Linked DNA regions of Homo sapiens: all the other regions are linked to region 3. Evidence: chromatin contacts called from ENCODE Hi-C or POLR2A ChIA-PET data. All regions are on one chromosome and are shown on one strand. Each heading gives the region's core, a stretch centred on a gene start or an enhancer-like site at or near the end of the contact. The rest is flanking DNA. Distances are from core to core; before and after follow the strand shown. Region 1 has its middle 38 kb from the start of TAF8. Region 2 holds the start of TAF8 (TATA-box binding protein associated factor 8). Region 3 holds the start of TRERF1 (transcriptional regulating factor 1). Region 4 holds the start of CCND3 (cyclin D3). Region 5 holds the start of BICRAL (BICRA like chromatin remodeling complex associated protein).

Evidence for each region. Hi-C counts contacts between places; a loop is a spot of excess contacts on that map. ChIA-PET counts read pairs that join two places held with the same protein, here RNA polymerase II (POLR2A). Pooled maps may share reads with other maps.
Region 1: POLR2A ChIA-PET joins it to region 3 with 17 read pairs in PC-9. The contact joins the enhancer-like site here to the promoter of TRERF1 in region 3. A Hi-C loop is called at or near these places in 1 of 50 pooled maps. POLR2A ChIA-PET finds 5 or more read pairs at or near these places in 5 of 52 experiments (BJ, HEK293, MCF 10A and 2 more).
Region 2: a map of naive thymus-derived CD4-positive, alpha-beta T cell shows a loop between it and region 3 (9-fold over the local background). The contact joins the promoter of TAF8 here to the promoter of TRERF1 in region 3. A Hi-C loop is called at or near these places in 1 of 168 maps with a recorded cell type or tissue (naive thymus-derived CD4-positive, alpha-beta T cell), 1 of 37 single-sample maps with no recorded cell type and 10 of 50 pooled maps. POLR2A ChIA-PET finds 5 or more read pairs at or near these places in 6 of 52 experiments (A673, CD4-positive, alpha-beta memory T cell, H1 and 3 more).
Region 4: a loop to region 3 is called in a map of chondrocyte, with 2.1 times the contacts of the local background. The contact joins the promoter of CCND3 here to the promoter of TRERF1 in region 3. A Hi-C loop is called at or near these places in 1 of 168 maps with a recorded cell type or tissue (chondrocyte) and 10 of 50 pooled maps. POLR2A ChIA-PET finds 5 or more read pairs at or near these places in 1 of 52 experiments (WTC11).
Region 5: a pooled map shows a loop between it and region 3 (5-fold over the local background). The contact joins the promoter of BICRAL here to the promoter of TRERF1 in region 3. A Hi-C loop is called at or near these places in 1 of 37 single-sample maps with no recorded cell type and 10 of 50 pooled maps. POLR2A ChIA-PET finds 5 or more read pairs at or near these places in 8 of 52 experiments (AG04450, CD4-positive, alpha-beta memory T cell, CD8-positive, alpha-beta memory T cell and 5 more).

The regions. Positions count from the first base shown.
Region 1 is chr6:42,085,786-42,090,638 of GRCh38, reverse strand. It overlaps a transcript of TAF8 not described here. Among named protein-coding and RNA genes, the nearest start is that of TAF8, 38 kb to the right of the region's middle. RefSeq lists a silencer at 4,254-4,548. Within about 2 kb of position 2,363, at least 5 of the 41 ENCODE cell types and tissues checked have a DNase peak (open chromatin) inside an H3K27ac peak, as active enhancers do; they include PC-9, where a contact is called at or near this core.
Region 2 is chr6:42,048,299-42,053,038 of GRCh38, reverse strand. TAF8 (TATA-box binding protein associated factor 8) reads right to left here and starts at 2,515. Exons shown (of 9, transcript NM_138572.3): 1 at 2,453-2,515; 2 at 1,526-1,682. The coding sequence starts at 2,497. It also overlaps a transcript of CCND3 not described here. RefSeq lists enhancers at 1,789-2,340, 2,010-2,559, 2,341-2,892, 4,649-4,698 and a silencer at 4,029-4,278.
Region 3 is chr6:42,449,726-42,454,675 of GRCh38, reverse strand. TRERF1 (transcriptional regulating factor 1) reads left to right here and starts at 2,750. Exons shown (of 18, transcript NM_001395490.1): 1 at 2,750-3,002; 2 at 3,415-3,499. It overlaps LOC124900214 (arf-GAP with GTPase, ANK repeat and PH domain-containing protein 2-like), which reads right to left and starts at 2,316. Exons shown (of 4, transcript XM_047419627.1): 1 at 394-2,316. The coding sequence starts at 1,855. The coding sequence ends at 758. It overlaps LOC107986596 (a long non-coding RNA gene), which reads right to left and starts at 2,316. Exons shown (of 5, transcript NR_171668.1): 1 at 2,051-2,316; 2 at 394-459. RefSeq lists silencers at 1,296-1,735, 2,206-2,285.
Region 4 is chr6:41,938,718-41,943,476 of GRCh38, reverse strand. It overlaps CCND3 (cyclin D3), which reads left to right and starts at 1,669. Exons shown (of 5, transcript NM_001760.5): 1 at 1,669-2,025; 2 at 2,892-3,107. The coding sequence starts at 1,828. RefSeq lists a silencer at 1,521-1,970 and enhancers at 1,487-2,438, 2,481-2,610, 3,692-3,986, 3,567-4,382, 4,383-4,759.
Region 5 is chr6:42,779,311-42,784,387 of GRCh38, reverse strand. BICRAL (BICRA like chromatin remodeling complex associated protein) reads right to left here and starts at 2,336. Exons shown (of 13, transcript NM_001393499.1): 1 at 2,287-2,336. It overlaps LOC401261 (a long non-coding RNA gene), which reads right to left and starts at 892. Exons shown (of 2, transcript NR_134654.1): 1 at 1-892. RefSeq lists enhancers at 702-771, 148-837, 792-981, 838-1,527 and a silencer at 1,062-1,401.

The sequences.
Region 1 (4,853 bases), core at 1,114-3,613, 360 kb after region 3:
CTGAGATCACGCCACTGCACTCCAGCCTGGGTGACACAGCGAGACCCTGTCTCTAATTAAATAAATAAATAAATAAATGGCAATGCCCTTCCTCCTCCACACCCTCTATTCTCGTTACCCTGCTTAATTTTTTCCCTCAGCATTTATTGCCATCTTATGTATATTTATTTGTTTATTCCTGGCCCTCTTCCTCCTCACGCCCAAATTGACTTATCTAAAGTCCATTTTCCACTGGTTCTGCTTTTTAATTTCTTTCTTTTTCTTTTTTCCCCAGATGAAGTCTCACTCTGTTGCCCAAGCTGGAGTGCAGTGGCGCGATCTCGGCTCACTGCAACCTCCACTTCCTGGGTTCACACGATTCTACTGCCTCAGCCTCCCGAGTAGCTGGGACTACAGGCACGTGCCACCATGCCTGGCTAATTTTTTTGTATTTTTAGTAGAGACGGGGTATCACTATGTTGGCCAGGCTGGTCTCAAACTCCTGACTTCGTGATCCGCCCGCCTCAGCCTCCCAAAGTGCTGGGATTACAGGCGTAAGCCACTGCGCCCGGCCTGCTTTTTAATTTCATAGATTGTTGTTATTTATTATTTTTGTTATAAGCTGTTTCTAATCCATTATGGAATAAAAAGATATGTAACAAAGGAACCAGATCATTATCACCCGGCTTAAGGCAGAACCATTAATTAGACCAGTGCTTCTAATATTTTTCCTCCCAGATTGCCAAAACAAACAAAAAAAGGAGCAAATAGACATGCCCTCCCACCCCCTCGAGCTTTAGGAGAGAAGCCTGAAGCTGCCACTAAAAAAGCAAAATGTCCTTGAGACTTTACTTTTCATGGGCATTCTACACTATATTTCCTAATATATTTACATGTATTCAATTATAAAACTTCTCCTCAAAATTTTCCAGTAAAAATAACCCCACCAATAATGTGTTCCATGTAAAATGCTACTGATGTGGAGTCCCAGGGCTCCCTGTCCACCCACGCCTCAGGGACCTTCACCCACGGTTGGGAGTTGGCCAGGAGGGACTGGAAACATCCTTTCCTTTGGGCAAGTGAATTGGCTGGATCTGGGTAGGGCCTCGCCGGAGTCTTGAGTTCTAGTCCCAGCTCTGGCACCTATTACAGTAGCTCAGTGACCTTGGGCAGGTCCCTCCATTGTAGTTTGGCCTGAGTTTCCTAAAAGGTTTGGGGTTTTGTTCGTTTGTTTGTTGAGACGGAGTCTCACTCTGTCTCCCAGGCTGGAATGCAGTGGTGCCATCTCAGCTCACTGCAACTTCTGCCTCCTGGGTTCAGGTGGTTCTCCTGCCTCAGCCTCCCGAGCAGACGGGATTACAGGCACCCGCCACCACCTCTGGCTAACTTTTGTATTTTTAGTAGAGATGGGGTTTCACCATGTTGGCCAGGCTGGTCTTGAACTCCTGACTTCAGGTGATCCGTGCACCTCGGCCTTCCAAAATGCTGGGATTACAGGCGTGAGCCACCGTGCCTGGCTGTGTTTGGGTTTTTAAGCTTAGTTCCCACCAGGCTGAATGTAACCATGGGCCTTACACTTCTGAACACAATCAGATGGAAGAAGAAAGAAGATGGTGTCCGGGCACGGTGGCTCACGCCTGTAATCCCAGTACTTTGGGAGGCCGAGGCGGGCAGATCACCTGAGGTCGGGAGTTCGAGACCAGCCTGACAAACATGGAGAAACCCTGTCTCTACTAAAAATACAAAATTAGCTGTTCATGGTGGCACATGCCTATAATCCCAGCTACTCGGGCAGCTGAGGCAGGAGAATCGCTTCAACCAAGGAGGCAGAGGTTGCAGTGAGCCGAGATCGTGCCACTGCACTCCAGCCTGGGCAGCAAGAGCAAAACTCCGTCTCAAAAAAAGAAAAAAAGAAAAGAAAAAGAAAGAAGATGGTGGTGAGAGTGGGACTGGGGCTGGACAGCTGGCAATTGCATTGGGTGGCTGGTGGATGCCCTGGCAGGGCATGGGCTGAGGCAAGGAGGCCTCAGGGGGTTGGTGCTCCTGGGAGGACCCAGAGCTGGGGCCTGCTCAGGCTTGGATCTCTTCTGTGCCGTAGAAAGCTCTGCAGTGAAGGGGGCTGGAGGGCCCAGGCTATTTCTGGGGCAGGGCTTTCCTGGAGGTGGGGAGGGTGCCCATCCAATCTTCCAAAAGAGGGCAGAGCTACCAACTCATCAGTGCCAACATCTGAATCACAGGCCAAGAATGCAGCCCTCCTAGGTCACCTTCTCTCCCTCCCCGCTGAGGCACCTATGAACCACAGTGCAACACTTCCCATTCCTGCATGTCACTTGCACTCTCAGGAGGGTGTGCTTGGTCCATAGCCCAGCCCCTGCCCACCCATCAGGTGACGACATCTCTGGGGAGGGAGGAAGCTTGCCTGGGAAGAATGTCAATTAATTCTTCCACAAGGATCACGCTGGTCATCTCTTCTTCTTCTTTTTTTTTTTTTTTTGAGATGGAGTCTTGCTCTGTCGCCAGATTGGAATGCAGTGGCGCGATCTTGGTTCACTGCAACTTCTGCCTCCTGAGTTCAAGCGATTCTCCTGCCTCAGCCTCCTGAGTAACTGGGACTACAGGCACAAGCCACCACGCCCAGCTAATTTTTGTATTTTTAGTAGAGACGGGGTTTCACCATGTTGGCCAGGGTGATCTCTATCTCTTGACCTTGTGATCCACCTGCCTCTGCCTCCCAAAGTGCTGGGATTACAGGCTTGAGCCACTGCGCCCAGCCCACACTTGTCATCTCTAATACCACATCTCTCCATGACACCTTTGAGGCATTACGAGCCTGCTTTATCGATGAGGAAGGTGAGACTCAGAGCAATTTGGTCACTTGCAGCTAACTGAGCTGTCAGGTAGGGACTGGCCACAGACCTGCCAGGCATCTTTCCTCCCTGTCACCGTGCTCAGAGTTTAGGGGTGGGAAAGGGGGTAAGAATTTCAGGGGAGTGAAAAAGAAAACCAGGAAAACTTAAACAAGGATACGGAACATGCATTTCATAAGCCACCCCTTGTGTAATAACGAAAGAATAGATATCTGTGTGCTTATATATTCCTGGAATGGCTTTGAAGGCGCACATAAGACCAGTGATAGTAGCTGTTTCTGGAGTGGGGAATGGGGTGACTGAAGAAATGGAATGAGAAGGAAGAAGGCATAGTTTTTAACTGTTTTATTCTTTTGTACCTTTTGAGTTTTGTGTTGTGTCCATTTATTATATGAGTTAATATAAAGTACTTAAATTAGTACATCGCACATAGTAAGTGCTATATAAATGTAAGCACTATGTAAATGAAAGCTATTATTATTTTAAAATCATGTAAAATTCTTTTGAGGAGAGACCAGGAGAAGGGAGTGGGTGAGGCACTGTGCAGGGCTTTGGGTTGGAGCTGGCTATATGGCCAGGCCCTGTGAGGAGAAGCAGGGTTCCTGGGCACCTCCAAGAGCTCAGGAGGGATGCAGGCCTCCTCCAGACAAGCTGAGGACACACTCCCTGACCAGACCCCAGAGTTCCAGAGCATTCTGTGAAGCCAGAGGAAGGCTTCAGGCGAGGCCACAAGACATGGTGCACTCAGGCTCTCGAGGGAGGGCTCTGAGAGGAGGGAGAGTATTTCAGAGGGCACGGCAGAACTCGCCCTGCACTTCTTGAGGACAGGGTCTACATCCTCTGGGTTGGCTGAATGACCTTCCCGATGGCTGCGCCTGGCCCGTCACCTGGGCGATCTGACAAGCTTGTGGGGTAGCATCTGCACCAGCAAGGGCTGGAAGGAGCACAGAGCCTGGGTTTGCTTCCGTGTGTGTCTTTCTTGACCTTTGTGGCTGCTCTCCTGGTGACCGATCTCCTTGGGGAGCACTTGGCAGCTTAGGGCAAAGTCTCACAATTCTCTAGAATGTATCTGGCCTGAGGAACGTAGGGTGAAAAAAACCGCTTTGCTCATTCTATTTGGATTGTCAGGAGAGGGTGGTGGAAGAGGGGGCAGCTTCTGGCATTGGAGAGGGGGTGCCGCAGATCAGGGGAGCTGCTTGTGATGATTTAAAAGGTTTGTTTCTCCCCAGGAGAACTCAGAGTTCCTGAAGGAGTTGCTCACCTCACACATGTGCACCCCTGGAGGACAATCCCTGAACTGAAAACACGTGGTGGCCACGGTGCTCCCGGCACAGGAGAGAAAGCCACATTCTGTTCAGAACTTCTTGGCTCTCTCCTCAGCCACACTTACCGATGAGGACACCGTATTTCAAAATCACAATATGGAAAAGCTCACCTCAATCATAATAACAGAAATTCAAGCGAAGGCTATTCCAAAAAAGCACTTTTCACTTATCAGATTGGCAAAAGTGTAAAACACATGGCGTTGGCTAGGGTGTAGGGAAATGGGCTGTTTTTCCGGAGGAAGGTGACATTGGCATGGCCTCTATGGAGAGCATTTGGCAATAGCTGCTGTCCTAGTCTGCTCAGGCTGCTCCAACAAAGTACTAGAAACTGGGTGGCTTATGAACAACAGAAATGTATTTCTCACAGTGCTGGACGCTGGGAAGCCCAAGATCAAGGCTGATTCGGCGTCTGGCTCTCAGATAGTGTCTCCTCACTGTGTCCTCACATGGTGGAAGGGGAGAGGCAGCTCTCTCTTTTCTTTTTGTGATGGAGTCTCGCTCTGTTACCAGGCTGGAGGGCCATGGTGCGATCTTGGCTCACTGCAACCTCCGCCTCCCAGGTTCGAGCAATTCTCCTGCCTCAGCCTCCCGAGTAGCTGGGATTACAGGCATCCGCCACCATGCCCGGCTAATTTTTGTATTTTTAGTAGAGAAGGGGTTTCACCATGTTGGCCAGGCTGGT
Region 2 (4,740 bases), core at 1,266-3,765, 400 kb after region 3:
ACTGCTTTAGGAAAACATTTGGTATTTAAAAGTGCCAAATATCAGCTGCAGAGAGCCACCTTGCCCAAGATCACCCTTCCTGGGGTAGCCCACATCTACTGTTTGATCAAGACCTGAGTATAAAGGCAGGGCCTTTTCAGCTTGATGGGCAATAATGCTCCAGGGGTCCTGGCTAAGTTGTCCACTTCTTTATTGGGCCTGCATTGCACCCCACATCTCCCTCTGCCCAAACCTTTCTCCTACTTCCTTTCATAGTTGTTGATCCCTAAGAAACACCGTAAATACTTCCATCCCTCATCCCATCCCATGCCCCAAAAGTTCAAAACAGGGAAATATGTTGTACATGCAGAAAAGCCTCTGTAAGACCACACCCGGGCTTCTAAATCTCAACACATTTCCTTTTAAAAGTAGCTTTTCAGCTGGGTGTAGTGGCTCATGCCTGTAATCCCAGCACTTTGAGAGGCCAAGGTGGGTGGATCACCTGAGGTCAGGAGTTCAAGACCAGCCTGGCCAACATGGTGAAACCCTGTCTCTACTAAAAATACAAAAATTAGCCAGGCGTGGTGGTGCACGCCTATGATCCCAGCTACTTGGGAGGCTGTGGCAGGAGAATTGCTTGAACCTGGGAGGCGGAGGCTGCAGTGAGCTGAGATTGTGCCACTGCACCCCAGCCTGGGCAACACAGTGAGACTCTGTCTCAAAAAAAAAAAGGGGGGGGGGGCTTTTCCCCTTCATTCTTTGTATCACACAATCTAGCATTTCATTACATAATGTGATGATATCTATTGCATGGGGAATTAGTCCTGACTCCCCAACAAAAGTCCTTAAGGGCACCCATAACTCACCAAGAGCTTAAAATCTCCCCAGCACTGAATGTTTTATATATACATCTCACTTACACTCACAAATCCATGAGGTAGAAACTGTTATCCCATTTCAGAAATGAGGAAATTGAGGTTCAGGAGATTCAGTGGCTTGCCCAAGCTATTAAGTGACAGAGTGATGATGTACACCAAGTCTATCTGATTCTAAAGCCTGTAAGTCACTTCATTATGCTCTTTTCTGTTTTTGTTGTTGTTGTTGGAGATGGAGCCTCACAGGCTGGAGTGCAGTGGTGCGATCTCAGTTCACTGTAACCTCTGCCTCCCAGATTCAAGCGATTCTCCTGCCTCAGTCTCCCGAGTGGCTGGGATTATAGACACCTGCCACCACGCCCAGCTAATTTTTTTGTGTGTTTTTTAGTAGAGACGGGGTTTCGCCACGTTGGCCAGGCTGGTCTTGAACTCCTGACTTCAGGTGATCCACCCGCCTCAGCCTCCTAAAGTACTGGGATTACAGGCGTGAGCCACCACGCTCGGCCCATTGTGCTGTTTTCTTTTCTCAACTTTTTACATTAAAAAAAATTTTTTTTCTCCCCTCTTAAGAAAAAAGTTTGTTTCTTAAATCCTCTCAAACACTATCACAAAGCAGGGCACAGAACTGATGTTGGGGTTGACTCCAAGGCCAAGTGTTTCCATGTACTCACAGCTCTGCAGCATCTCTGTCAGCGTTTCCACGGATGCTTTCTCGGCACTCTCAAACCCTGCCTCTGTCAGCAAGGAGCTCACAACCACCTGCAGGGTTCTCCTCCGGGCCAGATGATAGTTATCGGCAGGGTTAGTGGACTGTTTACTTCCCGATCTCTGTGAATCAGCAGAGAGATTTTCATCCACAGGAGAAGGATGCAATCACATAGTTCATACGTGGTCAACGGCAAGCAAAGTTATTTTACTAAATAATTTTATTTTAAAAATCAGTGCTTAATGTTTAGATTTACAGATCTTGGCCAACTGAGTAAAAATTGAGCACCCAAGGTGCTTTAAATACAGAGACCACTTCTCCGCTTACCTAAAACGTACAGTCCCAATGAGATAAAATAGCAGGTCTTTTACTTTCTACTTTAGCAGATTATTAGAATACATAGCTGAAGAAACACGCATGATGGGATTAAGACGTGTCCCGCAGAAAAAACAGGATCCCTCTCTTGTGCCTCCCATCTTCACACCATTTCATTGAAAGGGAAAATGAAAACAGTAACAAGAGGTGACCGCGAGGAGAGGAGGGCAAAAGATAAAAGCACAAAAAAGTAAGAAAGCTAAATATTTTGAAACGGGAATGCCTTTCAACTTTGGCCGGCCAATAAGAAGGCGAAAACGGCATCTTCAGACCAATCGGGGGTGTTCCGGGCTCCCAACCCCCAACAGCGAACGAGCCAATCAAGACACAGGTCCGCCAACTCCGGAGGCCGCAGCCAAGTCCCAAGGAGGGGGCGCCTACGGCCTGAAAACACCCTCCGCCAGTCGGAGCTCATGATGGGGCTGAATTTCTGGGCATTATCTTGTTGCTCAGTCGAGGGGAAAGTTGCAGGATACCCAAACTCTCTCGGCTCCGAGCCCGCGCTTCCTGCCCTTACCGTTCCGGAGCCACCGGCCCCAGCTGTGGCCGCCGCGTCGGCCATCTTGTTCTGGCGTAGTGTGCGCGAGCGCGGGGCGCGATGGGACTTGTAGTCGCGGGGCGGGGCGGGGCGGGGCGGCGTGCGCCCCTTGGTTTTCCGAAGCCCAGTCGGTTGGGGGACGCCTCCGGTGACCCCGGCTCACGTGACTTTTTTTTTTTTTTTTTGGATACAGAGTCTTGCTCCGTTTCACAGGCTAGAGTGCAATGGCGCGATCTCGGTTCACTGCAACCTCCACCTCCCAGGCTCAAGCGATCCTCCCGCCTCAGCCTCCGGAGTAGCTGGGATTACAGGCGGGCACCACCACGCCCCGCTAGTTTTTGTATTTTTAGTAGAGACCGAGTTTCGCCATGTTGGCCAGGCTGGTCTCGAACACCTAAGCTCAAGCAGTCCGCGGCCTCGGCCTCACAAGGTGCTGGGATTACAGGCGTGAGCTACCGCGCCAGCCTCACGTGACCTTTTGAGAGTGAAGTGTTCTGGGGCCTTCAGTGGCTTGGTTGTGGGCCAGGAAAACGCGCCCGGTTTCACTGAGTTAAAAGAAACCTATTTTAATATGAAAATCGGTTCTTATAAAGAGCATACCAGGAGATCATCTACACTCGCAGGGTTTTCCAAACTTGTCTTATTATTAGTAACACCTGGCTGGGCCCAGCCCAATCCCAGTGACTTCACTCTCTGGAAGAGGGGCTTGGGAATCTTTCTCATTAAGGAGCTCCCCAGATGATTCTTCTGAGCGAGTAATGTTGGGAAACCCTGGAGCATCCAGCCTGGTGATTTTGTGCTGAGGGCCGCCCCGCCTGTCAATGGCCCACTTGGAAGTAGAGCCTGGACCACCTAGTCCAAGTCTATCGCTGCATCCTGCTGCCTTCGCGCCCTCGACCCGCAAGTATTTGCGAGGCAAGTCTAGGGGGCGGGAGACTTGTCCCTTGCCGCCTCACTCCCAGGGCGTGGGGTGCCCGCGGCTACCAGTGGTTTTCTCCCTAGCCTGTCAGCCCCTCTAGCTGCGCCGTGTTCGTCCCCATTTGCAGGTGCCTGGCAGGACGCAGATTCTGGGCTTGGATCCTAACACTAGCCAGCTATGGTACTTCGGGCACTTGACCTTAATCCTCAGTGTGTCTCAGTTTCCTCTTCTGTAAAGCTGGGGGAAAGATGAGATGATACACAGAAAGAGTCTGTCACAGTGCCTGACGTGTAGTAAGAGTCAAGAAATCGGCCGGGCGCGGTGGCTCTCGCCTGTAATCCCAGCACTTTGAGAGGCCGAGGCGGGTGGATCACCTCAGGTCAGGAGTTCGAGACCAGCCTGACCAACATGGTGAAACCCCGTGTCTACTAAAAATACACAAAATTAGCCGGGCGTGGCGGCGTGCGCCTGTAGTCCTAGCTACTCGGGAGGCTGAGGCAGGAGAATAGCTTGAATCCGGGAGGCGGAGGTTGCAGTGAGCCGAGATCGCGCCACTGCACTCCAGCCTGGGCGACAGAGGGAGACTCCATCTCAAAAAAAAGAAAAAGAAAAAGAAGTCGCTCCTCATGATGTTGTTTACTTCCTGGATAGCACGTGGAGGAGTTGCCAACGCCGGGAGGCAGCGGTCCGGGAACCCGTGCTGCCCCGGCCCCGCCGCCCACACCTGAGCCTCCGTGGCGCCCCGCCCCCGCACCTATGCCGCGTGGGGCGGGGGCTGCGGGCGGGGGTGCGCGGCGCCGGATGAGCCTCCTGGCCTCGCCGAGGGTGTACAGGGGGTGGGAGAGTCAGGCCGGGGACCGAAACTTGGCTGAGCAGAGCACCAGCCCCTTTGTCTCCTCCGCCCCCTCTTCCCCACTTCCTGCCCAGCTCTGGATCGGCGGCGCGGCGCGGACTTTGTAAACACTTCGCCACTGCAGGGGTGGAGACTGGCTCTGTTCGGATGCCGGCCGGGGGGGAGAGGTGCAATCCTCTCCTCGCGGCTGGTGGTTGCGACCACCCCCACTCCCCAAAGGCAGGCTCCGGAGGCGGCGGGACAGAGCGCCTGCGACCCCAGTCGGTGCTCCGGGGAGGTCACCTGACGAGGAGGTAGGCTTGGGTGCTGGAGAAACCGGGGTAGATGGGATGTCAGCTCAGGCTGGAGACCATGCGTTGGGGATCGGTGCTGGGTGGGTCAATGGGGTCGCCGCATCCTCATCACTTCCTAGTTGGCACCGAAAGCTTGGCTCACTTTCCCACTGAGTGAGGTGTTCTGCACGGAATTGAAGGGCAGAGAAACCCCCAAAGGCCC
Region 3 (4,950 bases), core at 1,501-4,000:
TGTGTGTGTGTGCTGGGAGGGAGGTGGAGGGGCTGAGTTTTCTGGGTGGTGCGGTTTTCCCAAGTCCCGTTTTGAGGTTTTGTCCTAGCCAGCTCCCGCTCAGGTCCCTGGGCGGTGACGGTGGTCAAGCTTAGCTTGGCTGTTCCTCCTCCGCTTGGAAAAAGGCCGCCACTGGGGCCAACTCCGGCCACAGCGCTGCTGCCAGGAGACCTAGGGTAGGTCTTTTCCCCTGAGGTAGAGACCTGGGTGTACCCTCAGGAAGGCATCTTGAAGTTACTGACAGTTGAGTCAAATCTTGAAGGTCCAGCAGGAGTTAGTAAGAAGAGGTGGAAGGGGAAAGGTTAGGCGCCCCCTCCTCCACCCCTTGAACAAAGAAAGCTTGACGGGGCTTACAATATCCGAGGAAGAGCTGGGCGGGTAGAGAGGTCTGTAGAGGCGAAATCACAACTTGGCTTTATTCTAAGGGCAATGGAAGAGGGTTTTGAAGGCTTTAAAATAATGTCATTAGGAGTTTTAGTCGCTTGGGAGGAATGGGTCGGAGGGGGACAGGAAGCTATCGCAGAAAGCAGCCCACTTGGAAGATGACCGAGGACTGAGGAAAGAGGGCGGGGGACATCGAGCATCTGAAGCCTTTCCCAGTCGCCGCAACACTGTGCGCTGTCCCTCGGCTTTCTTTGCTTATGTGGAAGGGCTCCATAAAGGGCTGGGCACGCGCCAAACGCTCATTAAGCGAAATAGCCCGGGTCCCCTCCTCTTTTCAGGGACTCTGTGGTCCACGTGCCCCAGAATTGGTAGGGTAGGCGGGAGGACTTTCCACTGCTGAAGATGGAGAACCGTTACCCCTCAAAAAACACAAAAACCTCGGGTGCTTTTGGCAGCAGTCTCCTCCGCTCATGACCTCATGCTTTAAGCTCCCATATAGCCTCCCTCCGCCCAATCCACACCCAGCGCCCGGGTGGGGGTGGGGTGGGGGACACTGGCGAAGGTCTGGGTAGCGGGAGGTCATTCTTCTTGCGCGACATTTTGGGGGAAGGGGCGCAATGATTTCCCCCACGGAAAAAAATGGATGGTGTAACTTTCTGTCGTGCAAAAAATACTGTCTTGCCCTCGAGACAGATGCCTCGAACCCGGCTCGAGGTGGTCTGTTTAGCTGAACTACCTTTGGTTCACGTTTCCTCTGACCAGGAAAGAAGCTTGGAAATGCAGGGGTCTCAGGCCAGGTTCCCTGACACCTGGGCCGACCACTGCCACGCCTTCTCGGGACCTGGGGGCCGTCCTGCTGTTGCCCTCCGCCCCCGCCCGCGCCGCGGAGGTTTGAACCTTCGGCTCGCCTTTCAGCCCGCGCCCTGCCCCCTGCTCGCAGCTGCTCCCGGTTTGGGTGCAGCGGTTTCCCCCGCAGAGGAGGAGGAGGAGACAGCGCGAGGGAGCGACTCCGGGCTCGGGTTTCCGCACCAATGCCGAGCAGCCCCGGGCGGCCCCCGGTGGCCGTCCCTCCTCCCCGGCACCACGTTCCACAGTCATGGCGCGCGAGGAGGGGCGAGCGCGCGCGGCGGCTGCACCCGCGCCCCCTCTCCTCCCCTCCCCTCCGCCGCCCGGCCCCTCTCCTAGGCAACCCCCCTCCCCGGCCTGCTGCGCCTGCCGCGGCAAGGGAGACCCCTCCCCAGAGAGCTGCTCTTCCAGCGCGGTCTACTGCACCCCTTCCCCGCCCCCATCGGGGCGGAGGGATGGAGACGCGCGCTTCGCGAACCTCCAGCCCCTTCTCCGGAGCCCCAGCCCTCTCCCAGCCCCACCGAGGCCAGGGTGCGGTGGGGGTAGGCGCGGACCGTCTCCTCGCAGCCCGCCTCGACCTCGGCATCTTTGCAAACACTTAGAAAAATAAACAAACCCCCTCACAAACCCCAGTCGTTAGCTTGCAAAGCGTGTTACAATAACCGGGACGGCTACGCAGGAAGCAATCCTGCACTGGTCCGGGTTTAAGGCGGCAGCTTCCCGGCCACGCTGCCTTCTCCCCGGCCTCGATTTTCCGGCCATGCCGGAGGGTCCGCTGCACCTCAGGGCTGACAGGTCCCGCTCGCGCAGGGCCGCAACTGGGCCCGTGTCCCCCGTCCCATCCTCGTCCAGAGACTCGCCAGCCTACAAAAGGTGCAACCTCACGCACACGCAAAGCGCACAAATAAAGTCAGCAGCGCACCGCCGCGAAGGCTGCGAACAATGCGCCGGGCGGCCCGCGCCCGCCGTAGCGCTGCGCCCCGGGGGAAAGGGGACGCGGGCGGGGGCCGAGGCGGACGACCAGCCGGTCGCGGCGCTGGACACCTTACTTCCTGCTTCCCCGCCCGCGGCCAGACCCAGCTCTGCGGAGGGATATCTCCCCTCCTCGGTCCCTCTCCCTCCCTTCCCCCTCCCTTCCCCCGCCCTCCCCCTCTTTTTGCTCCTGCTCCCCCCCCCCACCCCGCCTTTCTCCTTTTGCAAGAAAATAATTTGACAGTCGATTTGCTGACAAGGGAGGAATTTGCATCCTGGATTTAAAAAAAAAAAAAAGGCCGAGAGGAGCTTGGGAACGGTTGCTAGGGGTGGGTAATGGGTGAAAAAAGGGGGGTACCGGGGAGCGGATAAGGAGGGTTAAGGGAGGGGGCGAGGATGGGGAGCAATGCAAAGGTAAGGCCAGGTTACCGCGGCTCGGCCCCGAGTGGGCTGCGACCGGGGGAGGGGCGAGAGATACATATGTATTTCTGTCTCCCCAGCACACCCCCTTCCCTCTAAGCGATGGCTGAGAGGCGGTGCATGCAGATGGGGAGTAAGTTTCCTGAAGGGGAGGGTGGATGCACGCGCGCAGCCCGGCGCTGCAAATTTCCACTGGGGAGGGAGAACGGCTGGATGCGGAGAGTTTGGAGTTGCTTGCGGCGGAGGGCAGGAAGGGGAGCAGGGCTGGGAAAGGGGGCTGGCGGGCGCTATATCTGGGAGTAAGTTTCCAGCATCAGGAGAGCCTGCACGCTTGCTCACTAGTAAGTTTCTGGCCGGGGAGGGCGCATGGGGAGGAGGAGAGGGAGGGGTGCATGTATATAGAAGGGGGGAGGGGGGAGCAGATTTCCTGCGGGGAGGCTGAATGCATATGGAGAGTAGATTTCCTGAAGGGAGGGTGGAGGCGTAGACGGACCGAGTAAGTTTCTTGCTGGGGTGGTGGAGGAGGTGGTGGGTTGGTGCTTTGGAAACCCAAAGCTTCCTACCCTGGGTGGGGGAGCACACTCTTGTCGGGGGGACGAGGGGCCAGGTTCCCTGCTGGGGAGAGGGGCTTGCATCTGGGGAGTATGTTTCCTGGCGGAGCGATATTTGTTTACAGGCTGAGGGCAGTACAGTAAGTGAGTAGCGCTGAGAGAAGGCGGCTGACATAAATTAATATTGAAATTACTCCATCAGCTCTGCTCGCCCCCCATCTCACCCCCCAAGCGGATACTGGTCTTCTCGTCGGATTGCCCATGCACTTGTTGCAGAAACAGCCAAGGTAGGCAAGAAGCTTATTAAGTTTCATTTTTAAAAAATTAGTTTGGGGATGCTCCTCGAGAAGACGGGGGTGGGGCGAAGTGGGGAGGGAAGAGTGGGGAGACAGAAGGAGAAGTCTCCCCCCCCTTTACTTTCACTATGCAAGCAGGCCTTCTCCCTTCTTCCCTTCTTCCCTCTCCGGGCTGCACAGCATCCCAGCAAAGGGGGAGGGATGAGGTGGGCGCTATAATTGGCAACCCTGGCTTAAAGGTAGTGATGGTGGGCTTGCATTTGAGGTTGTGATGTTATAAAGGCTTCATTCTCCAGCTAAGAAACCGCAGGACTCTGCCTTTTGGGGTTTTTGACATGATACATATGTGTATGTATACGCGCCTGCGGGCTCTGTGGGGGCTGGGTACTCCCCAGAAGTTAGTGTGGCCACCCAGATGGGAGAAATGTGTAAGGGGGTAAACCTGTTCCTTCACTCCCCAACTTCAGTTTGGGAGACTGGGAAGTTACTGCCGGTGGTCTTAAGAAACAGATATTAAAAACCAACCAAACCACTCCTTCACCAGCGGAGGCCGAGAGCACCTGGCAGGCAGCCTCTGGCCAGCACTGGACTGGAGCATGTGCGCCTGCCATCCTTAGGTTACAAGAAAACGCTTTCTGGTTCCTCCGTGTGTCTTCTACCGGCCTGTTAGAGCCAGCTTTGTGGAAACTCTTCCCCAGACTAGACGCAGCTTTGGCAAGTGCCAGTACTGAAGGGGATGGCTTCAATTCAGCATGGCCTGGGCTGTCTTGTGAGTGCGTGGAAGTCGTGCTTAGGAATGACCGCCCCTGTAGTGGCTAAAGAGTTCATTAAAAAATATCTCCTGAAAACCGGTCCAGGTGCACTTTTCAGCAGGTCATTGAGGAGAGTTTTAAGAAGGGGAGTTTTAAGTTGTCCCAGTTAGCACCCACCTTCTGCATCACTGACCCTTTTAAGAAAGGAGTTTGGCGATAGGAAGTGTGGTGTTGATGCTCACTGACTGGAGAGGATAACAGCAGGAGTCCTCAGTGCTTAACTAGTTAACCAGCAGCCTTTGCCTCTCCTTGCCTCTGTTTTCTTGGTCCTCAGCCTACTGGTTTCTGCAGAAGAGTTGTAGGTCTTAGCTGTCAGCTACCTTGATGATGCTGGGAGTTTTAACTTTGCTAGGATAATTTTAGCATCTCGGGTCCAACCCGGAGACGTTTAGTAGGGTTAGGGAGTAGCCACTAGGCAGTGGGGTTAACTGAGGTTGGTTAAGCTTTCTGCAATTCTGTAGACAGGCTCTGTTCTAGCAGGGTCGAGAAAAATGGGTTTTAAAAAACTCGCTACACATTGCTGATGGAGAGTGCTTTTTTTCTTTCCTAACTGTCGTCAGATTTCCAGATTGAGGGTTGATATTTGGCAGTTTGAGAGTTGAGTTAGTTGGGAATTAAATATTATTGCTG
Region 4 (4,759 bases), core at 420-2,919, 510 kb after region 3:
ATGGTATATTATGTCCCTATTACAAATTATGTCCTAGAATATTTAATAGCATGGAAAAGTGTTAACAGTATTTTTTTAATGAAAAAAGCTTACAAAACAGTTTGTGATGATTCCATTTAAAATGTGTGTTTATTCATAGAACAAAGATTAGAAAAATAAACATTGATATATTAAAGGGTTATTTCATGGCAAATTGCAAATGATTATTTCCTTTTTTTGTGGCTTATTTGTATTTTTGAAGTTTTCTACAATGTAAAAGAATATTTTATGATATGAAAACTACAATACAATTTATAATATAAGAAAGAATAATTCGGCCGGGAACGGTGGCTCACGCCTGTAATCCCAGCACTTTTGGAGGCCGAGACCGGCGGATCACGAGGTCAGGGGTTCAAGACTAGCCTGGCCAACATAGTGAAACCCCATCTCTACGAAAAATACAAAAATTAGTCAGGCATGGTGGTGCGTGCCTGTAGTCCCAGCTACTCGGGAATTGCTTGAACCCGGGAGGTGGAGGTTGCAGTGAGCCCAGATCGCACCACTGCACTCCAGCTTGAGCAACAGAGTGAGACTTCGTCTCAAAAAAAAAAAAAAAAAAAAAAAAGAATAATTAACAGAAAATGGTTAGACACTTCCTTAGTGTCTCCTAAGTCAGGAGGACCCCAGTAGGGCAGGGATCCTCATGGCCTCCTCCCATTTGGAGCATTATTGGAGGTCTTTTTCGGCCTCTTCGTCAAGTGGAATCTAGCTTCCGGTAAAACTACAAAGTAACCAAAAGTTTGGGAGGTGGAAGAAATGCAACCGGTAGATCTCACAGAGTCTGTGCAAGAAACTGATTCAATGAGAATCTAGTTTCTCCGTCCACAGTTTCTCCAAACAGAAACTAAGGCCGACTTTAGGGGCTTGTCCAAACCTAGGCAAGCAACTTAACAAGGTGAGGCCATGACTCCATGGCCTTTCCGTTCTGTTATATGCTGACTTAGACTAAAGCTCTCATACTTTAAAGTGCACAGAAATCTAGTTAAAATGCAGATTCTGATTCAGGTTAGGGGTGGGCCTGAGAGTCTGCATTTCTAACCAGCTCCCAGGCGATGACCACGCACGGGACAGGTCTGGGATCACAGTTTAACTAGCAATGGTGTAGAACACAGAATCTGCAGCAAGAAGGCCAGCTTCCCAATCCTAGCTCTGCCACGGACCAACTGAATGACAGTTGCCTCGGTTTCCGAGTTTTCGTGAAGATGTAGTGAGTCATTACATCGTGAGGCTTTCGAGCAGCGTTCACTAAGAACTAGCTCTGACATTATTTATCGCATTCCTTAGAGCAAGCAGCCGGTGAAGTAGGGTTTGACGAATGAATAAGTGAATGAATGACCTTTGGAGAAAAATTGTTTCCTGGGTGACTAGAGTCCGAGAAGCAAAATGGGAGGGCCCGTGGGTGGGTAGGAGGCCCACCTCCTAGAAAGTTCTCTGCACCCGGTGGTCCAGAGGGCCTGGAGTGCCCGGAAGCCGGCCGGCTTGCGCTCAGCGGCCCAATGGGGCCGCGGGAGGGAGGGGAGAGCGCTCAGCCAACCCTTTCCGTCCGGGGCGCCGCAGCCCCGCCCCTCGGAGCGTTGCGACGTCCGAGCATTCCACGGTTGCTACATCGTCGCGAGGGGCGGGGCGCCTGTCAGGGAAGCGGCGCGCGCGCGCGGGCGGCGGGCGGGCTGGGGATCCGCCGCGCAGTGCCAGCGCCAGCGCCAGACCCGCGCCCCGCGCTCTCCGGCCCGTCGCCTGCCTTGGGACTCGCGAGCCCGCACTCCCGCCCTGCCTGTTCGCTGCCCGAGTATGGAGCTGCTGTGTTGCGAAGGCACCCGGCACGCGCCCCGGGCCGGGCCGGACCCGCGGCTGCTGGGGGACCAGCGTGTCCTGCAGAGCCTGCTCCGCCTGGAGGAGCGCTACGTACCCCGCGCCTCCTACTTCCAGTGCGTGCAGCGGGAGATCAAGCCGCACATGCGGAAGATGCTGGCTTACTGGATGCTGGAGGTACCGCCCGGACGCGTCCCCCTCCCCCACCGCTCCCGGGTCTGGACACACCGGGGCCGCCCTGTCGGGACATCCCGGTCCCCACAGCAATCTGCAGGATGCTCCGAGGCTAAGACTCCCGGGGCCTGGCCTTTCACTAGGGCACCCACGCCAGCTGCCTCCCTTGCTTTCCCGAGCCCTAATCGGCTCCTCCCGACAGTGACTGCCAGTCACTTGGCACCCTAACTGTGCCTCTCTTCGGGCCGAGCAAACGGGACCAAGGACACTCTCTCCCCTTCGGCTTCTCACAGCGTCTCCCGCTTCCCTCCGCCTCCCGGCCTTCTCCGGAGAGCGCGCCTGGAAAACCCTGGGCTCGGCCGCCCCCGCCCGGGAGCCGGTTCCTGTGTCTTTCGCGGGGTTCTGGCGGGGAAGGCGATGGGGGTGGCGCGCGCCCTGTTCCGGCCGACAGGGAAATGAAAAGTGCAGGAGGCAGCGGCAGGAGCCTCCTCCCTTCCCCTCGGGTGTGTGCAGTGGTGGCGGTGATGGGGGTGAGGTCCCAGCTCTCTGGCTACCATGGGTGACCCTTGCGTCCCACTTCCCCTCGCTGTGGGGGAGGGGAGTCTCCGTTTGGAATCCTCCGTGAGCAAGGGCTCCTTGGCTTTACCACTCCCCCGTCAAGGGGAGAGGGGAGGAGGCCGCGCAGAGGAAGTGGGGGGCGTCACCTTGGGGAGGGCGCATCCTCCTCCTTTATTGGTCCTTGTCTCTCTAAGTAGCTTACCCTCTCTGCCGTTTTTGCTCCCTATCCCACCTCACTTCAGCGCTCCCACCCCCCCGCTGCTGTGTTCCCCACGCTCCAGACCCAGCAGTGACTGTGCGCCCTCCCCCAGGTATGTGAGGAGCAGCGCTGTGAGGAGGAAGTCTTCCCCCTGGCCATGAACTACCTGGATCGCTACCTGTCTTGCGTCCCCACCCGAAAGGCGCAGTTGCAGCTCCTGGGTGCGGTCTGCATGCTGCTGGCCTCCAAGCTGCGCGAGACCACGCCCCTGACCATCGAAAAACTGTGCATCTACACCGACCACGCTGTCTCTCCCCGCCAGTTGCGGGTGCGTGTGTAACTCCCCCCACCCCCGACACGTATTGTCTCCCCACTTTCCAGGAAAAGGAAAGCTTGAGATATCAGAGGCTTTCTGCCCCCTGGAGAGGAAGCAAGGGGATCAGGACCTTTGGGAAAGGAATTGGGGTGGAACAAACGATGGGGCATTGTGGTGTGATGGTTAGTATCACTCCCGCCCAGGCTTGAGCTGCAGGCAGGCATTAAACCCCCTCCTCCTGACCTCCAGGGGATGCCACTCCTTCCTGGTCTTTCCCCCAGATAGCAACAAGTCAAATTGCATGTCTACACTCACTAGTACTTTGCCTCTGGGTTTACGCAGCCACCATGAGTTATTTATTGGCAGCAGAAGGGCATGCCTGCACACCCCCACTGGAGTAGGGGAGTGGAATGTGCTTCATGTGGGGGAGGGGGTTTTGCCTTGGTTGAGTCTTTATCCTCATGTGGACTTTGTGATAGAAAAGCCTCCCAGAGCCAATTAAAGCCAGGCCCTGATTGCTTTAAGGAAGGGCTGATGTATTTCATCCCACCTTCTTTGCTTCCTCTTATATCCCGGAAGAAACAGCTTCTTCCTAATCCTTCCTCGTCCTCATTCTGAGGAACTGGAGCAGCTGCTTTGGGCCTGGTGGAAACAGCTCCCTCTTCCCCCCTTAGCCCAAGGCCCAAGCTGAGGGACAGACAGGGAGGTGAGCTGCATCTGCTTCCGATGTGATAATGGTGCCCCCTCCCCTGGCCCGCCCTCTCTGACCAAGGTCTTTCATAACCCTGTGGGGAGCTGCTGTCACTCCTGTGGTTTGGGAAGTGGCTCCCTGGGCCTCTTGCTGGAAACTTGGGCTGGGCTCAGGCCGGGCAGGAAAGTCACCGGTTCTGTCCCGCCTCAGAAGGAGCCTGGGGAGGAGGCGGGGGAGCTGCTGGATCTGGAAGAGGTTATTTAGGACATGCAGATTGTCTCCTAGGGAGGCTGGGGGAGAGGGTGGGTGAGCTGGCACCTTCCTCCACCTTGCTCTGTGGCGGGCCAAGTCTTCTGCTGACCCTGAGAGGAGTCTCTGGGCCCCATCTCCCAGGGAGGAGGGCAGCAAGCAGGCTGCTGTGATTGGCTGGCAGGGAAGCCAGGGTACTGGGGCCCCCGACTGCTGTGAGTCGAGGAACAGGATTCCTCTTCCTGCCAAGTAGCTCAGAGATGGGAGTAGGAGGCCAGAGTTGGGAATCCAGGAGGCGCCACAGCTCTTTGTGATGAATCTGGTAGTTTTTGGCAAGTCTGAAGGTGGAGCTAGTTTCCAGGGCCAGAGAGCAAGATGTTTTTGGAGGGGTTGGGGCTGGAAGGTAGAAGGGGAACTTCCTTTTTGTGAAAAGATGGAGGTGGTTTGTGTGCCCACGTATGAGGGTTTTTCAGTACAGGCAAAAAGTACTCTTCCCTCTGCCTGAGCTGGGGGTGGAGTGCCCAAAAGACTTCCTAGAAGGTCAAGGTTGGAAGGGACCTCTGAGAACTCCAGTTGGTCCAAATCCGTGTGCAGCAGAGGAGGCTGAGGCCCAAGGAAGGAGGGCAAGGTCCTGCCTCAGCATCGCACTGAGCAGATGAGTGTAGAACCTGGGTCTTCTAGCTAGACCAGGTTGCCTTAAAAGTCAGGAATGTGATGGCCGCTG
Region 5 (5,077 bases), core at 1,087-3,586, 330 kb before region 3:
TATGTGGACTTCTAGAGAGATCAGAGCTTTATAGACCTTTCCCCTCCTCTTTTCAATAATAATGTAAAAGTTAAACCCCTCCCCCATCTCTAATAGATACTACCAACAGATACTTACATGGATGCTTTTAATAATGCAGTTTTGCTTTTTAGAAGAGTTTCAGACTGTTTTAAAGCGTATTTAACTTTTCAGATTAGAGTTCTAAGAAACTGTTTTAATTCACTGCCATTTGAAGTAATATGAAAGCCAACAAAAAAAGTTTCAAAAAACTGGAACCCATCACCTTCCCGTAATCTGACAACTAGTAAATGTCTCCTCAGGGTTGTTTTAGAGTAAAACTAAGAAACGAAGCGTAGGGTACCCACAGAGAACCATGCTACCGGAAGGCAGACAGACAATGTCCTGGACTCTTTTTTTTAGTTTTGTAACCTGGTTGGACTCTACTTTCAATAACTGAAGAATTAAGGAAAAGGCTCAATGCCCTGCCCCCACGCCGGGCCAGAGAAGACAAAGACGTCCACTCTCAGACCGCAGGAGAGAAAATGGCAGGAGCGCCTCACCTCCAATTTCGACTGGGAGGAGTGGGGGTGCGGGGTCAGGGAGGGAACCCATCAGCCGCGAGGCTCGACCCCCAGCCCCCTTCTTCCATCACAAACAAGTGGTTAGGAGGAAGAAGCTGGCCCCAGCCCTTCCCGCTCCGAGCCGGCGGCCTCGTCTTTTGGGTCTGGGGGCGTGGGGAAGGAGAAGGCCGCGCGACCCCAGTCCCATCTCCAGAATTCAGCACCCTGCTCTCGGCTCCCGCTAGCCCCGGGCCTCGCGGCGCCCTGGTCATCGAGATGTCCTCGGAGGGCGCCGCCCGCGCCGCGAGAAAGATGGCGCCCGCCGAGCAACTGCGCCACCAGCCCTGGCGACAGGCCAGGCCCAGCGCCATCTTAGCGCCTTCCAACCGCACCCCCCCACCCAATATCCCGCATTTGGGGCGACTCGGGGGGGCGCGAACAGCATAACGCCCGCGCGCACTCGGCCAAAAATGCGCCGTCCCAGCCGCACATCTCTTCTGGCCGGCGCGGCGAACAGCGCGGGCCTCGCAGGAGACGCCCGGCTGGGCCGCCGGTCCTCCGCGCGGCTGGGGGCTCGGCCGGACGCGGCCGCGGATCCTCGGCGGTGCTTCGAAAAGGCAGCGAGGCGGCTGGGAAGGGGCAGTCCCGCGGCAGGTGCGCGCCGCCGCCGCGGGCTCGGAGCGGGAGCGGGAACGGGGCCGGGGCGACTCGCCTGCCCCGAGCTCTCCCCGCCGCACCCCGGACCTGCTCTCCTCGCCGCGGCCGCCCGCAGATGCGGCGGGAATGGGGAAGCCAGGATGAAAAATAAACCCCGTCTCCGCCGCCTCCCTCCCCACCCTCTCCCCTCCCCCTCCCCAGACGCGGGGTCCATTTTGCCGAGAAGAAAGAAAATGTGATTCACACCCTAGAGCTTCCGAGAGAGAAAAGAAACGAGGGGGGGAAAACAGAGGGGAGGAGATTGGAAAAGCTTATTTTTCTTCCTCGCCCGCCGTCACTCCAGGCCCTCCCTGCCCCCTGCTCGCGGCCCCGCCGCGCCGTCTTCCCCTCGCCGAGCCCTGCTCCCTCCTTCCCGGCTCCCGGCGGCTCCGGGGGGCGGAAAACACACTCACACTCGCGCACACAACTAATTTTAAACCGGCTCAATCAATGAGTCATTAAAAGGCTTCCCTCCCCTCCCCTCCCCACCACCAACCGCCACGCCACCCCCTTCCCGGGCTCTCCCTCTCCCCGCTCCAGAAATTTGCATCCGCGGAAAAGAAAAAAAAGGAAAAAGAAAGGCGCCGGGCCCCCACCCCGCCGAGGCGCCCCCGGCCCGGCCTCGCCGCCCCCTGCCCGCCTGCGCCCCCGCCCGAGACACTGAACTTGGTCTTCCCGGGGCCCCGGCAGCGCTGGGAAAGGCATAAACACTCGATTCCCCTTTTCTCCGTGTCCATTAAACATCCACCCACCACCACCATCACCCACCCACAAACCCACCCCCCCCCAAAAAAAAAAAAAAAACACAGCCTTAGCCAATAGCTCTCTGGGCTGAAACCTAATATCCTGGTTTTGGCAACTCGGTGTTTAATTTGCTCCTTTCTTTTCAGTCTGGAGACAGATCTCCAGCCCCCCCTCCCTCGCTTTTCCCCTCCCCGAAGGAAAGAGGCAGAGGAAGGAGGTTGTGTGTTTTTTTTTTCTCCTTGAAATTTTTATCACAAAATTATAATACACTCAAAGGGAAACTCACCGTCATGAAAAAGCAGTGCCTTGTCAACGGGGTTTCTGCGCCATCGCAACAGGGGCGGCGGCGGCGGCGGCGGCGGGCGCGGGGCCGGGGGCCGGAGCGCGGGAGCTCCCGGCCGAGCGGCGCCGGCCACACGCGCTCCGCTCTCTCTCTCGCTCACCCCCGCGCCGGGCCGGGGCGCCGCTCCCCGCGCCCGCCCGGCCTTCATGCTCTGCGCCCGGGCAAACCGCTCGCCTGCTCGTCTACCTCCAAACTTCGGTTCTCGCCTGGCAAAAAATGTGGAGATTAGGATTTTTTTAATTTAAAAAATTTTTTTTTTTTTTTTTGGAAAATCAAGCTGCAAGGATGTTCATTCGTTTCCTTTGGGATTCTTTTCAACTTCAGAAATGTATTGGTTTATTCAAGAAACAGTTTTATTTGGCTTTAAAACAATTACTAAGATCCACGAGGTGCGTGCTAATTCTCTTGCAGGCTCTCTCTCCACACACACACACACACACACACACACCCACCCACCCACCCAGTTTAACTTGACACGGGAAGGGGGGAGATTAAAGACAAAAAAAAAAAACCCTACAAGATTTGTTTAGAACTCTAATTAGAGCAAGCCTCAGTGAATACGTTTTGCATATGCTTTTTAAAAACCAAAACGACTTTTAACTTAGTTATTAGGCAAATAACTGGTTCATCCTAACTTTCAAATGTACTAAGCTTTCCTTTGCAACACTCTTTGTCCATTCCAAAATTCTTGAAACCTTACCTGTGAAGCCCGTATGTGAACATTAAAAAGGAAAACAAAACTTCAGTGACTAAAAGGAAGGTGAGGCAGAGTAAATCACTCTCAAAACATTCATTTTCTACTGCCTTCTCTTTATGTAGATATCTTTTATCTCTATATTTGCGGAATTTTCATTACATAACCCCCTCATTCTTAAAAGAGAGCTAGTCAATCTTTTAACATTCTTTGGTCCAAGTATAACTACCACCTATTTTTAATCTCAAATCTCAAATTGTTGAAACTTCTCTGTAAACTATCTAGTATCCAAAGTATTTAGATTATGTGGCCCAGGCCGGGCGCGGTGGCTCACGCCTGTAATTCCAACACTTTGGGAGGCCGAGGCGAGTGGATCACCTGAGGTCAGCAGTTCGAGACCAGTCTGGACAACATGGTGAAACCCTGTCTCTACTAAAAATACAAAAATTAGCTGGGCGTGGTGGTGGGCTCCTGTAATCCCAGCTACTCGGGAGGCTGAGGCAGGAGAATCGCTTGAACCCGGGAGACAAAGGTTGCAGTGAGCGGAGATCGCGCATTGCACTCTAGCCTGGGCGACACAGCAAGACTCAAACAAAAACAAAACAAAACAACAACAACAACAACATTACGTGGCCTGGAGTGGGAGCAGGTGCCTTTGTAGTCTAGGTTAACTACAAATGCCCACAAAATATACTAGGGGTTTTGTTGTCTTTTATTTTAAATAAACATCAAGGATAGGTAAAAGGTGAATTGTACAGAATGTAATTCAGGTTTTAAAAAATACATATTAAGCCTAAGAAATGTTATAAATTATTTTAAAATTCATTTGTAATGCATATAGCAATAGGATCCTGCTGATAAACAGAATGCTCAGCTGCTCTGCCTATGGAGTAGCTATTCTCAAATGGCTCAAGCCCATCTCTCCCAGATATTTGGTGAGTTCTCAATAAAACTCTCTCTAGATTAAAATTATTTAAGTGAAATTATTGTATGGCTTCTATATCCCCTTAAGCATTAAAAAAAAATGTAATGGTAGTACACCTTTCTTGCATATATAAGGATACTGTAACTGGACTATGTTGCATAAATTAAATCTGTTGGGGCCGGCATACAATGTTGTCATATTCAACACAGAAGATCTTTTTAGTCAGGGTACAGTGGTTCAAGCCTGTAATCCTAGCCCTTTGGGAGGCTGAGGGAGGAGGATCATTTGAGGTTAGAAGTTTGAGACCAGCCTGGGCAACATGGTGCGAGATCCCATCTCTAAAAAAAAAATTAAAAATTAGCCAGGTATGTGTGGCACATGCCTGTAGTTCCAGCTACTGGGGAGGCTGAGGCAGGACGACTGCTTGAGCCCATAAGTTGGAGGTTGCAGTGAGCTATGGGCAGGCTGACAGAGTGAGACCCTGTCTCTAAAAAATAATAAAAAAGATCTGGCTGGGTGCCGTGGCTCACGCTTGCAATCCCTTTGGGAGGCCAAGATGGGAGGATAGCTTGAGGCCAGGAGTTCAAGAGCAGCTTGGTCAACATGGTGAAACCCCGTCTCTACCAAAAATACAAAAATTAGCCGGGCATGGTGGCATGCACCTGTAGTCCCAGCTACTACAGAGAGGCTGAGGCACGAGAATCGCTTGAGATTGAGCAACAGAGCAAGACTCTGTCTCAAAAAACAAACAAAGAAAAACACTATATCTTGTTCTGGTACTGCCATTCTATCATTCATAATGTATGCTTTATATTTAAATGTGCCTTAAAAATACATTCAGTGATTTAGTATTACACAGTATCATTGAGGTGTTTTCTCAGATATTTTGCTTCAAATGCAGCCAAGGGCTCCTTGGAACAGTAATCTTTGCATAAATTAGCATATTTTTCTACACCTGATGGTTGGACCAACCAGTTTTCTAATTGGCTTGGAAAATTTTTTAAACATGTTTTAAGTTGCCTTTGGATTGGCTGGGATGTAATTATAATACCCATTTCTAAGAATTACATTTCAAGAGTCCATATATTATGCATTGCAATTAGGACCAACCAAGC